Linked DNA regions of Homo sapiens: region 1 is linked to region 2. Evidence: read pairs that join two places in POLR2A ChIA-PET (ENCODE). Cell type or tissue: K562. All regions are shown on one strand. Each heading gives the region's core, and the rest is flanking DNA. Links, peaks and the distances in the headings are about the cores only. Region 1 has its middle 38 kb from the start of PRKAR2B. Region 2 has its middle 87 kb from the start of PIK3CG.

Region 1 (7,241 bases), core at 675-5,674, 55 kb before region 2:
GGGCGGATTACTTGAGGCCAGCCTGACCAACATGGTGCAACTTTGTCACTACTAAAAATACAAAAATTAACTGGGCATCATGGCGCATGCCTGTAATCCCAGCTACTTGGGAGGTTGAGGCAGGAGAATCGCTTCAACCTGGGAGGTGGAGGTTGCAGTGAGCCAATATCATGCCACTGCACTCCAGCCTGGGCGACAAAGTGAGACTCTGTCTCAAAAAAAAAAAAAAAAAAAGCGTCATGCTGGTGACTCTTGTCTTTTTAGGGCCAACGGTATTTTTCTTCCATCTGCCCCAGATCCGGATTTTATCTCAACATGCATCCCGTGGTGTTGAAGAGTAGTTGCAGTCTGAATTTCAGAGAGACTGAGTTGTGTTTGCATTTGGAAAAGGGAGATAATGGTCAATAGGAATGGATGAGGACAAAATGAAAATGGATATGAAAGTGCTTTGAAAACACTTTATGCTTCATGTAAGTTAAAGAATTGTTTTTATTTTTATGCCTAAACCCTCCTTATTGTGAGGTATTGCGGCAAACAGGGACGCACCAGGCCTGGAGGTTTTTTGTTTTGTTTTGTTTTTCATTTGCTTCTATCGGTCTAGGGAAAAAGAACATGCTGGATCCTTCACAGATCTTCTTATGCTAATCCTCTCTGTGGAGTTCTTGGTGTTGACATTGGCTATAAAGCCAGTTGTTGATCCGCACCCCTTCTTTTGTCATAAATGAAAAGTACAATCTGGTACTGAACATTTTTATCTCCCTGTATAATCTGATGACTTGTTCTGCCAGGAAAAATTGATTGCAGCATTCATTATCAATGACTTTATTTTTCAAGTTTTTATACTTCTTTGATATCTAAAAGTAGCTAATAAAATCACCGAAGATACACTTGATGAGAATATATCAAACACTTTAGCATGCACATCCAACATTTTAAAAATCCTCTGTTAATTATTTTTTCAGTTTATAGTAATCAGGAGCTTGGCATTGAAATGATCTCTGAACTTAGAAATTGGTTCTTGAGTGAAACCTCAACTTCTTTGTGTTTAATTAGATTTCAGTTGCTCCACTTAAAAAAGGTCACCTAAATTTGGAAAAGACAACCAATTCTAATTGTGACAATCTAATGCCTGCTGAATTTTCTTAGAAAGGTTAAAGTCCTTTTTTCCATTCACTTGGTAGCATTTATCCAGGATTTTTTTTTTTTTTTTTTTTTTTTTTTTTTTTTTTTTTTTGAGATGGAGTCTCGCTCTGTCGCCCAGGCTGGAGTGCAGTGGCGCAGTCTTGGCGCAGTCTTGGCTCACTGCAAGCTCCGCCTCCTGGGTTCACGCCATTCTCCTGCCTAAGCCTCCGGAGTAGCTGGGACTACAGACGCCCGCCACCACGCTCGGCTAATTTTTTGTATTTTTAGTAGAGCCGGGGTTTCACCATGTTAGCCAGGATGGTCTCGATCTCCTGACCTCATGATCCACCCTCCTCGGCCTCCCAAAGTGTTGAGACTACCGGGATGAGCCACCGCGACCAGCCGCATTTACCCATACTTTCACCACAGCACACCAAAAAAAATCTTGAGTCCTCAAAAAAAAGGTAATTATATTTTAATGGATTAGGCTTTGATTCCTTCTCAGCGGCTTTATCAGCTTGCTGTGTGCAAATATTTCAGACTATGTGCACCTAGTTTTCTTTGTGGTAATAATAAAACTGTGTTTCCCACGGGTCTATTAGAGGTGCTGTAGATTGAATAAGAAAATGTCTATAAAGGACCAGGCGCAGTGGCTCATGCTTGTAATCCCAGCACTTTGGGAGGCCGAGGTGGGTGGATCACCTGAGGTCAGGAGTTCGAGACCAGCCTGACCAACATGGTGAAACCCAATCTCTACTAAAAATACAAAAATTAGCCAGGCATGGTGGCACACACCTGTGGTCCCAGCTACTAGGGAGGCTGAGGCAGAAGAATCACTTGAACTCAGGAGGCAGAGGTTGCAGTGAGCTGAGATCCCACCTCTGCACTCCAGCCTGGGTAAGAAAGCAAAACTCCATCTCAGAAAAAAAAAAAAAAAAAAAAAAAAGAAAGAAAATGTCTATAAAGCTCTTAGAGTGGCCGGGCACTGTGGCTTACGCCTGTAATACCAGCACTTTGGGAGGCCAAGCCAGGCGCATTACCTGAGGTCAGGAGTTCGAGACCAGCCTGGCCAACATGGTGAAACCCCGTCGCTACTAAAAATACAAAAAAATTAACCGGGCCTAGTGGTGCACACCTGTAATCCCAGCTACTTGGGAGGCTGAGGCAGGAGAATCACTTGAACCGGGGAAGCGGAGCTTGCAGTGAGCCGAGATTGCACTATTGCACTCCAGCCTGGGTGACAAAAGGGAAACTCTGTCTAAAATTAAAAAAAAAAAAAGTTTTTAGAGTATCTAGAGATAGCTGGGTCATACGTGAAAGTGTGTGTTTCTAGAGAGCCAAGGTAGAATAAGATGGGTGACTCAAGGAGAGAGCTCAATAGGAGTCAAGGCAGGGGAACTTGAAAGGAGCCCTGAGAAATGTGGGCTGGAGTTGCATGGGCTTCCTGAGCTGCCATGCTTCCCGTGACAGTATAAAGCTGTCAGGCTGCATAGTATTCATAGCATTCCTTGGTTCCCATGGAAAATGGAGGCCAGTTCTAGATTATGGCTGAGAACTAGATAAAAGGTTCCAGATGTTCTGTGAACCATGTCAACTTAGTTTACATACAGATATTGAGCAAAATGAGAAAAATATTTTAGCTAAAGATTATAACCCAGAACATCTCATATGGACCATGATTCAAACACAAACTGAATTCCCTTTTTATTTTTATTTTTTTGACTCCCAACAATGTATAAGTAGCCAGGTATTTTTTTTTAAAAGCAAGTATCACCTTCATTTTTGTGGCCTTTCTCACATAGCTGCATGGAAATTTCAACTATGATGGAACTATTGCAATACTGTTTTTCCTTACTGCTGGAAGTATCACTGAATGAGTTTTGCATTACAGTAAAATAACACCCTGAGCTGTCATGTTCCCATAGTTGTCTCTGAAAGTAAAAGCTGTGATCACATCCAAGTTTAGAAGTAGGGGAAGAGGGACCGAGATAGGGAAGGCTATCGAAGCTGCCACTGTTGTAACTGCTGCTGCAGTCACACTGATAAAGACAAGGGGAAGCAGGCCAGCCTGAGATTCTGGGCCTTAAAGCCCTGGCTCTACCAGCAGGAGAGAAAAATAGCAGCTCTGAAGGATTTATCAGAAAACTTTTTTAAGAACAATGTTATGGAAGATGAACTGGTCTCGTATCTCCAGCGTTTCTGGCAAAAACAGCTTCCACTCTTACCTCAGGTAGAATGACCACACTAAGAATTTAAGACATCTCATAGGGATATCTGTCCAAAGCCTCTACGATGTGAGTCATTGTCAGAATTTTTAGGAAAAGACAGTTGACTGAATAATGAACTTTCAGGAAGGCATTTACTAACCTTCAGTTATGGGGGACTTGCAGAAAATGACCTTTTATCTCCACATCTAGCTAACACACTAATTCCTTTGAAGGACTCATTATAGAATGCTTTTCTGTTCACGGTGAGGACATTTTCAGGGCTGAGGGACCTAGCTACAACACATGGCTCAAGAGAAGCTAGCTAGTGATTTTTCCCTCTTATGTTTTCTCCTTACTCAATAGTCCTTATTCTCTTTTTTAAACTGTTGTCAAGAAATAATTTAATCAACTCGTTTCTCCAAAGAAGCAGAAAAAGCAAATAACGAAAAAGGTTCCATGTGTTTTCTTTCTCAGGGGTATTTTCATTAGGGAACTAAGGAATGAAACACTGCATACAGAATTGCAAGCATCAGCTAGCCCAGTGGGGAGGTATTTGGGCAGCAAGCCAAACGTCGCCCATTCTACATAATTGTCCCTCTCCTTTTTATTTTTTATTTTTATTTATTTATTTTTTGAGGCGGAGTCTCACTCTGTCGCCCAGGCTTGGCTCACTGCAAGCTCCGCCTCCCAGGTTCACGCCATTCTCCTGCCTCAGCCTCCCGAGTAGCTGGGACTGCAGGCACCAGCCACCATGCCCGGCTAATTTTTTTAAAAAATATTTTTAGTAGAGATGGGGTTTCACCGCGTTAGCCAGGATGGTCTCGATCTCCTGACCTCGTGATCCACCCACCTCAGCCTCCCAAAGTGCTGGGATTACAGGCGTGAGCCACCGCGCCCGGCCGTCCCTCTCCCTCATAACATGGTAGACCTGAAGGGTTCCTGCTAACACGGTAGACATCTCTCTTACAGCCACTTCAGAAATCACAGCTGGGGGCGGGTGCAGTGGCTAACACCTGTAATCCCAGCACTTTGGGAGGTCGAGGTGGGTGGACCTCGAGGTCAGGAGTTCAAGACCAGCCTGGCCAAGATGGTGAAACCCCATCTCCACTAAAAATACAAAAAATTAGCTGGGCGTGGTGGCAGGCGCCTGTAGTCCCAGCTACTCGGGAGGCTGAGGCAGGAGAATGGCGTGAACCCGGGAGGTGGAGCTTGCAGTGAGCTGAGATAGTGCCACTGCACTCCAGCCTGGGCGACAGAGCGAGACTCCGTCTCAAAAAAAAAAAAAAAAAAAAAAAAAAGATTTGGGGCCAATGTAACTTTACAGCAATTATACAACAGTTCCCAAGCTGAAGCCTACCTTTGGACAGGGTGGAGGCATCATACCTGGGAGAGAGGTCCTTGCCAAAGAGGGTCTCTGCCTTTCCTCAGGATGATTGCTATAAAGAAAGCAAATGGGCTGGGTGCGGTGGCTTATGCCTGTAATCCCAGCACTTTGTGAGGCGGAGGTGGGTGGATCACTTGAGGTCAGGAGTTCGAGACCAGCCTGGTCAACATGGCGAAACCCCGTCTCTACTAAAAATGCAAAAATTAGCCAGGTGTGGTGGTGCATGCCTGTAGTCCCAGCTACTTGGGAGGCTGAGGCATGATAATCGCTTGAACCCGGGAGGCAGAGGTTGCAGTGACCCGAGATAGCGCCACTCTACTCCAACCTAGGGGACAGAGCAAGACTCTATCTCAAAGAAAAAGGAAAGCAAATAGAAAAATTGTATTACATAAATTACAGTAAGGAATACCAATGCAACATTAAATATGAAACTGCCCTCCTTCCATTATTTATTCGGAAAATGCAAGACTTTCTTCATAGTAATGTCCCCCCTAATTGTATATCATGGACTAATTTGTCTTACTTTGCATCCTTGTGAAGCTTGTCAACTAACATCAGAGGGAGCCCCCCAAAAGGAGTGTGCAGATTGCATGGAGTCGTTGTATCAAAATCTCTGCACACCGTTTCTCTATTTCCCTGACAAACCTAACAATCAAGGACACCTGTTCTTTCTAATGTTATAATCCTACCCCGTAACTGACACTGTGGATGCTTCAGGTTGAAAAATTAGAAGTCACATTGTTTTTGAGGGAATATGGTTTACAATAAATGCCATTACAGACATTTGAATAAAATGTTTTTGGAACGGAAAGAAGGAAATAATCAACTCTAAGGGGAAGGAAATTATATTGACAGTAACAATAATAATGGTAGCTACTATTTATTCAGCTATTCAGTTAGGCCTCAAATGTACACTAGTCCTTCATTTTGAGACAGAAATGTTCTGTTTCAAATGGGGGAGGAGAGTAGGAGACAATTCTCTGCCAATGTTGCTGTTGATTGAATAATGAACTTTCAGGAAGGCATTTATTAACCTTTTTGTCTCACCTGCTTCACCTGTATAATGCGGGTGATATTAGTGTATCACAAGTTTCATAGGAAAACTTCAAATAAAAACAAATGCATAGAAGCACTAATCTGTTTCCTGATAAATAGTAGTGAGCATCAGTAAAGGTATTGCTCTGTGTGTTGACATTGCCAATATGTCTTGGCATTGGTTATGGGTGTTGAAATACGTTACATAAGCTTTTTTGGAGGTGAATTTTGGCTTTTTGAAATACTGGCACATTTTTAGTAACTTAGAATTGAAAAGGTTCAAATACACTTTTTTTTTTAACAGATGCAGAAATAGAGGGTTAAACAGAGAAAATGACTTGCACAAGGTGATATTGCTGGAAAAAAAGTGGACCCAAAGTATGAGTTTGGATCTGTCTAATATCAAAATCCGTGTTCTTTCTACTGTCACATCGCATCTCACCAACAATGCTGTTTTTTTGTTTGTGTGTGTGTGTGTTTGTTTTTTAGACAGAGTCTCGTTCTGTTACCCAGGCTGGAGTGCAGTGGCGTGATCTTGGCTCGCTGCAACCTCCACCTCCTGGGTTCAAGCCATTCTCTTCCCTCAGCCTCCCAAGTAGCTGGGACTACAGGCGCGTGCCACCACGCCCAGCTAATTTTTTGTATTTTTAGTAGAGACAGGGTTTCACCGTGTTAGCCAGGATGGTCTTGATCTCCTGACCTCGTGATCCGCCCCCCTTGGCCTCCCAAAGTGCTGGGATTACAGGTGTGAGCCACCGCGCCCAGCCAACAATGCCATTCTGAAAACATATTATAGTGATGTCAAAAGAATTGTGATACTTTTAATGAGACAATTTCCCTGACACCAGCCATGGCTCTGTGATACCTCTGTGGCCATTCAAAGTCCACTGAGGCGAGGATCTTGACCTAGAGCCAGCAGCTAGCAGGGCTTTTTCTCTCTCTCTCGCTCTCTCTCTCTCTGTCTCTTTTAGAAAGGGTTGGGGAGTGGAGAATAACTCCAACCAACCATTCTTATGAGCACACCAGCTACTAACATTTCATGCCTTCTTTACTAGAACCATTTTCTTTGAATGTCTCTTAGGAGACTCTTCCCTGAGAACAAATAGGCACGTTGGAATCTTTACTATATTTAAAATGACTATATATATGTGTGTGTGTGTATATATATATATATATTTATATATATATGATATATATCATATATATTTTATATATATGATATATATCATATATAAATATATTTATATATGATATATATATATATAAAATATATATCATATATATATATATATTTTTTAGACAGAGTCTAGCTCTGTCACCCAAGCTTGAGTGCAGTGGTGTGATCTTGGCTAACTGCAGCCTCCACCTCCCGAGTTCAAGTGATTCTTGTGCCTCAGCCTCTCGAGTAGCTGGGACTACACGCATGTAACACCACACCCGGCTGATTTTTTGTATTTTTAGTAGAGATAGGGTTTCACCATTTTGCCCAGGCT
Region 2 (7,241 bases), core at 969-5,968:
TTCACAATAGCAAAGACATGGAATCAACCTAAATTTAGCCCATCAATAATAGACTGGATAAAGAAAATGTGGTGCATATACACCATGGAATACTATGCAGCCATAAAAAAGAATGAGATCATGTACTTTGCAGGGATTTGGATGGAGTTGCAGGCCATTAGCCTTAACGAACTAATATAGGAACAGAAAACCAAATATTGTATATTCTCACTTATAAGTGGAAGCTAAATGATGAAAACACATGGACACAAAGAGGGGAACAACCCACAATGGGACATATTGGAGGGTGGAAGATGGGAAGAGGGAGAGGATCAGGAAAAATAACTAATGAGTACTAGGCTTAATATCTGGGTGATGAAATAATCTATACAATAAACCCCCATGACACAAGTTTACCTATGTAACAAACCTGCATGTGTACCCCTGAGCTTAAAATAAAAGTTAAAGAAAGTTGTCCAGGTGATTCTAATGTGTACAAGGTTAAGGAGCACTGAGTTGGAGTCACCTCTCACTCATCTCCAAGGAAACTTTCTGTAGGCTGTCGTACAAGAGCCAGCAAGATGCAGTCTTCTGCACATCTTGGAGAAAGCCTGTGTCTTAGTCCATTCATGCTGCTGTTGCAAAAAATCTTAGACTGGGCAATCTATAAACAGCAGAAATTTATTGTTTACAGTTCTGGAGGCTAGGAAGTCCAAAATCAAGGTGCCAGCAGATTCGGTGTCTGGTGAGGGCTTGTATTCTGCTTCCAAGATGGCACTTTCTTGCTGTGTCCTCATATGACAGAAGGGGCAAGGGAGCTCTCTTCAACCTTTTTTTTTTTTTTTTGGTGAGGGCATTAATCCCATGACCTAATCACTTGCCAAAGGCCCTAACTCCTAATACCATTACCTTGGGGGTTGGGTCTCCACATCTGAATTTTGGACCATAGTAGCCTGCTTTCAGAGTTGAGGGAATCCCTGATCTAGCAGGAGTTCATCAGAGGCATTCCCCTGCCTTTACACTGATCTGATCACTGCCAGTACCGCCTGTTTGGCTTTGTGGCCATGGGCAGCCACTTCTAGAGCAGGCTGAGTCTGTTCCTCCAGAGCAGTAGTCTGTACTAATACTTGTCTAGGTTGGAAGGCATGAGAGGGAAGCCAGCAGAAACCACAGCAAGGCAATGTGGGCAGGGTAACTAGTCATAGAAAGTGGGCTAAGGCTTCAGGACTATCTCCTATCAGCTCTAGTATTTGATTATTTGTGAGGTCCATATTTCTTCTTCTTTTTTTGGAGACAGAATCTCACTCTGTCACCCAAACTGGAGTTCAGTGGTGAGATCTCGGCTCACTGCAATCTCCACCTCTTAGGTTCAAGCAATTCTCAGCCTCCCAAGTAAATGGGACTACAGGCGCGTGCCACCACGCCTGGCTAATTTTTGTATTTTTAGTAGAGACAGGGTTTCACTTGTTGGCTAAGCTGGTCTCGAACTCCTGACCTCAAGTGATCCACCTGTCTTGGCCTCCTAAAATGCTGGAATTACAGGTATGAGCCACCGCGCCTGGACTGTGAGTTCCATATTTCTAATCTCAACAACTTTCCTAAATGATTGTTATGAGGTTCCAATAAAACAATGTATTCATGAAAGGGCATTGTAAATTGTGAAGTTCAACAGAAATATTCATTATATTATTATGGAGTGGCCTCAAGTCCCTCTTTTCTTTTGAGTGCTTAGACATCTCCCCGGTAGATTGGAACCCATCTCTGTCCCAGGAGTTTGGGGTCTCAAACAACAAAGGGTCAGGAGCAAACCTGTAGATTAGTAAATCTCTTTGTAAACATATTTACAAAATATGATGCTGCCAAACTGGATGGTGAGGACAGAGTGAAACGTTTTTTTCCAACAAAAGGGATAAAAGGATAGAAAACAAAGTGAGCCCTGCATGGCTGAATTCATTGGAATCCTGAGCTCCTGTGAGGGCTTGAAACTCTCTTACTTTTTTTTTAGACAGTCTCGGTTTGTCACCCTGGCTGGAGTGCAGTGGTGTGATCTCTGCTCACTGCAACCTCTGCCTCCCAGGTTCAAGCAATTTTCCTGCCTCTTCCTCCTGAGTAGCTGGGATTACAGGCACCCGCCACTATGCCCGGCTAATTTTTGTCTTGTTTTTTTTTTTTTTTTTTTTTTTTTTGAGACGGAGTTTCGCTCTTGTTGTCCAGGCTGGAGTGCAATGGTGTGATCTCAGCTCACCGCAACCCCCACCTCTCGGATTCAAGTGATACTCCTGCCTCAGCCTCCTGGGTAGCTGGGATTACAGGCATGCGCCACCACGCCTGGCTAATTTTTTGTATTTTTAATAGAGACAGGGTTTCTCCATGTTGGTCAGGCTGGTCTTGAACTCCCCACCTCAGGTGATTCACCCACCTTGGCCTCCCAAAGTACTGGGATTATAGGCGTGAGCCACTGCGTCTGGCCGTCTTTTTTTTTTGAGTAGAGACAGGGTTTCACCATGTTGGCCAGGTTGGTCTCGAACTTCTGATCTCAAGTGATCTGCCTGCCTTGTCCTCCCAAAGTGCTGGGATTACAGGTGTGAGCCACCGCACCCAGCCTGGAAACTCTCTTTCTGAGAGAAAGCTGAGGCCAATGCAAGGACAGGTCAGTGCACTGGAGCCCATGGGAGGCCAGGGACAAGGGAGAGCCTTCCCAGGATGGGGCTAGGTGAAATGGGGATGCCAAGGGGCTGCAACTTGAGTGGGTAGAGAGAGAATGCAGACAGGACACAACAACCTAGCTGCTTTTGCTCCCCTAAGGGAGCTCCCTGAGAGTCCCCAAAAGTTCTCTAAGGACCTGATGTGCTTGTCTATACCATCACAGAAAAATCCCCACTCCCCCTACTCCCATCCTTACCATCCTTGCTGAGGCCAGCACATTTCTCCCATACTGGCAGGAGGAAGGAGGGGCATCTTCTCCTTGTACTCAAAGGTAGAGGCGGGTGGAGTGTGCAGCAGATCCTGCAGCAGGCCCGTTTTTCACGAGAAATGCCATTTATGGGGAAGCAGGGAGATGAGGAATCTGAGCAGGAGGAAGTGGGTGGAGAGTGCAGGAGTCTAGAGGATTTGTATTTTGCTGTTGCTGGGCAGGGCTCTGAGAAAAGGGAAGAAAGGAGAGAAAAGCACAGCCCTGGTCATCATTCTGGTCACTGTCACCACGGCCACAGCTGGGCCATGGCTCAAGCTCAGCAGGAAGAAAGTGGTGTGTTGCTCATGTGACCAGAGCTGAGGTCTCCAGACAAGCTCTTATCAAACCTCACAAAACTGCTCCAGGAGGAGGGGATATGGGCTTTGTGAAAATACCTAGATAAATTCCCAATTATTCGTGTGCCTCTTTCCCACTTTAAGAAATACTTTACCTTTTAACTGTTTGGATTCTCACAAGAAATCTGGAAGGGAAGTTGAGCCAACATGAACAATTCCATTTTATAGGGAAGAAACCTGGGGTTTGCAAAGGTGAAATGAATCATCTAAGAGTCTGGACTTGTAGGTGGTAGTGCTGTGAGTTGGACACATGCTGACTTTAAGTTGTTTGGTATTTGCTCACTTTTCATTTTTGTTTCTCTCTCCAGTGCCTTGAATTTGGTCCTACCAATTCTGCAGGTGGGCAGATCAGGTCGCCGGGCCCTCCGATCTGACATCCCTTCCTCCAGGTCTCTGAGCAAGCTCACAATGTGAGCATGTTTGTGTCTTGGCTCCACTGGCCAGAGACCAGGTTTTTGGCTAATGTGTGAACTTGAGCTCCTGCTTTTGCTCTATGCATTGTGTATATTTAATCATATTTGACGGAATTTACTTTAGCCCAAGTTCAGCCTGTTAGCCTTTTTCCTCTCACTGTCTGTTTCATTTTTACCCACACTCCATGCAAGTGATTTGTCTTCCCTTGGACTTCAAATAGACGGTTCCCTCTCACCACCCACACTGCCACAGAAGATGCTATCCTTTAAGAACCTCTCGCTCTTGCTCTTGGAAGGGGCATTTACTTTTGGGATAGACTCTTGCCTTTGGAAGAGAAGCCAAAGTTTTTTTGGCTTTTTGGCTCTTCTTCTTTAAGCTGCACATTTGTTTTACTCTTCCTTTCCCTGTCTCAGTTATTTTCCACGTTTCTTTCCTGAACTGACTTGAGACTTCCCCTGCAAAGTCAGCCTGACATTTTCCTGCTGCTCTGAGCCCTTCCGCATTTAATTATTCCAACTAAAAATCATACTAACTTTTTGTTCTTGTTAAAAAGAAAATAAACAAAAAATTAGGGACCAATATTTTAATGTGCAGTTCTCTTCTGGGTTAAAGTGACAGGCAGGGGCCCGATCATGGGATGGTTGCACATTTGCAGAGTGTGTTCTCATGCATTTGATTGTCACAACAACAACGACGACAACGATGTGAGGCTGGCAGTGTGGGAATTATCATCCCCATTTTACAGAGGTGGAAACGGGGGATCATAGGGGTTGGCTGGCTCATCAAGGGTCATCTAACTTCAATATTGGCCTTCAATTATGATTCTGAATTTTGCATAAGAAAACTTACTGTTTTGGAGTAGAGTATACAAGTTCAAATACAGAGTCTAAGTTGATATTGGGGGTGCTTAGGAGATACCAGCTTGACTTCTAACACATTATACATCTTAGTGAATTAACTCTGGCCCAAGGGCTGGCCGGTCCTCAAGACCTGAAGTCTCACAAGCTCAGTTCAGCCCTGTCTGTGTTCCAGAGGTGATCAGATATTGGTTGCTGACACATCCTATCCAAGCTCCAAGGTTGCACATTTTTTAAGATAAGTTAAGCATATTACAGTCAAATGTTCCAGTTCTAAGAGCTAGTAACTTTCTATACCTCCAATCTCGTCTATTAAGTGCTGATTTATATTTACTCTCAGAGAGCCATCTTACTTCTGTTTCTTACGGAACATCTCACTGTCACTTCCACGTACCACTTATAGGGCCAAGAGAGGTCTGTTTACTCTCAGTTAAGCTGACTTTTCCTCTTTTTGCTCCAATTATCCTATTTTGGTAATTTCATTGATATTCACAGATTCTTCATTTCTTGCGGCAGGGAAGACAGATGCTATATCTCACCTTCTGCATTGTGTTAATATAGGGTCCTTACTCATTGTTTCCATGAAAAGTCAGACTCAGGAAACTGTTATTTCCATTTTAATTTAATAACACTTTCTTTTGGGAGACTAATCTTGGAGACAGAAGGAATCTAACACAGTGATAACATTCTTACCTCAATAAACGCTTCTCTAAACCCTGCCTGAAATGTTCACTTCACTGTCGTTAGACTGCCTGTAAACCTATTCATTTCAGATTTCACTTTGAAAAAATGTGAAAACAATTGGATCAATTATTTGTCCATTAATTCAGCAAATATTTGTTGAGCACTCTCTCCATGCCAGACACTGTATTATGTATGCTTCGGGTACGCTAAGGCAAGGAGTCTTTGTTCTCTGGAAGCTTGCAGGCTTATGTGGAAACCAGAAAATGTGCAAAAAATTATACGACGGAGGATTATACGAGATAGTATGGGAATCCTTGGGTTTATGTGTGGACATTCTAATCCTCTGGCAGCAGCTGCATCTCCCAACAATTACACTTTCAAATGCTTGACACCCTCTTTCTCCCCATGGCTCCAGCTCTCCCTGGGCTCTGATATTATTTCCTCCCCTTGTCTCTTCATTCCTGACATGGTGATGGTTTCCTACCATTGCTAATCTATGGGCACACCATCTTCCTTTGTTGATTCACTTAACTCTTCCCACACCTCTGAAAGTGGTTCTTTCATTCAAGGGTCTTCATTTGAACCACCTTAGGTGAGTTCTGTTTCTGCCAGGACCGCTGTTATTGATACAGGCACCAGAACAAGAGGGATTTCTGCATATGCAGGGAGCTAAATGTAGTAAGTAGGACCCAAGTATAGGGTGTAAGGTGGAGGGAGGATAGATGAATGGTTAGGGATGGGGCTGAAAGACGCCAACTCATGAATGCTGGAGATTTTTATTCTGAAAGCTCTGATTAGCCATTGAAGGATTTTAAGCAAGAGAGAGACATCGTTAGATTTCTACTTTAGAAGGAAAGCTGGCTAGGCACGGTGGCTCACGCTTGTAATCCCAACACTTTGGGAGGCCCAGGCGGGCAGATCATGAGGTCAGGAGATCGAGACCATCCTGGCTAACATGGTGAAACTCTGTCTCCACTAAAAATACAAAAAATTAGCCAGGTGTGGTGGCGGGTGCCTGTAGTCCCAGCTACTTGGGAGGCTGAGGCAGGAGAATGGCGTGAACCCAGGAGGTGGAGCTTGCAGTGAGCCGAGATCACACCACTGCACTCCAGCCTGGGGGACAGAGCGAGACTCAGTCTCCAAAAAAAAAAAAGAAAGCTTATTGGCTACTGTGTGTAGACTGGATTGTCAAGGTGGTATGTGAGTGGTTAAGACGAGATTAGCTAGGAGGTACATAAGCACATAAGATGATTGGAGCTAAATCAGCTAATGGTAAACCTTAGAAGGTTTCTTACCTCTGTAAGCCATTGGTTCCTCCATCCTCCCTGAGGATGAAGTCGCTCAGGGAGAGGTCTAGTCAGTTTTTCTTCAGTTTCGGGGAGCTACCCAGTATCTTTCTGATACGTATGTGTGTGTTTGTGTATTTTTTTTCTTATAACCAATTTTCCAGAACTAGTTTCTTTTGTTTGCAACAAAAAATCCTGATAAAAGATTCAAGGAAGAAATGAATAGAGTCCATATGGGTTGGGTCCATTCCACAGATACTTAGGAATAAGTACAACTGACTGAACTTGGTGATAGAAAGAATGCATGTGGCCAAGTGGCCAAGGGAGAGAGGAGTCAAGAATGACTCTTGGTTTTTAGATTTGAGACTTGGTAGATGATGCACCATTCACTAAGATGAAGGATATTGGAGGAGGATCACATTTCCCACTCCCACTGTAGGGGAGGGATGAGTAACTCAGTTTTGACAAGCTGAGTTTGAAGTGCTTATGGAAATGTCCAATAGATACTCAGTTATGTGGCTCCAGAATTTAGGAAAAAGATCTGGCTGGAGATGGAAATTTGGAAAGCATCAGCTTATTAGTAGCAGCTGAAGCTGTGGGAGTAGATGAAGTCACTCAGGGAGAGTATGTAATACGAAAACAGGAGAGAGAAGAGCTGGGAGGAGAAAAGGAGTCCACCTAGTGAGAAATTGGAGATGGTAGAGTACAAGGG

The links. Peaks named below come from ENCODE experiments on the same cell type or tissue, not always from the same donor. Only the 100,000 strongest peaks of a DNase experiment are listed, where the experiment ranks them.
Region 1: POLR2A ChIA-PET joins it to region 2 with 10 read pairs; 4 of 35 experiments call an interaction of 5 or more read pairs at or near these places.

Annotation. Positions count from the first base shown.
Region 1 is chr7:107,003,436-107,010,676 of GRCh38, reverse strand. No RefSeq gene overlaps it. Among named protein-coding and RNA genes, the nearest start is that of PRKAR2B, 38 kb to the left of the region's middle. RefSeq lists cis regulatory regions at 294-417, 150-618, 2,903-3,669. In K562, for the core only: a CTCF peak has its summit at 3,233; DNase peaks (open chromatin) are centred at 2,566, 3,146 and 3,856; H3K4me3 peaks cover 3,719 bases.
Region 2 is chr7:106,948,921-106,956,161 of GRCh38, reverse strand. No RefSeq gene overlaps it. Among named protein-coding and RNA genes, the nearest start is that of PIK3CG, 87 kb to the right of the region's middle. In K562, for the core only: a CTCF peak has its summit at 5,271; DNase peaks (open chromatin) are centred at 3,221, 3,591 and 3,890.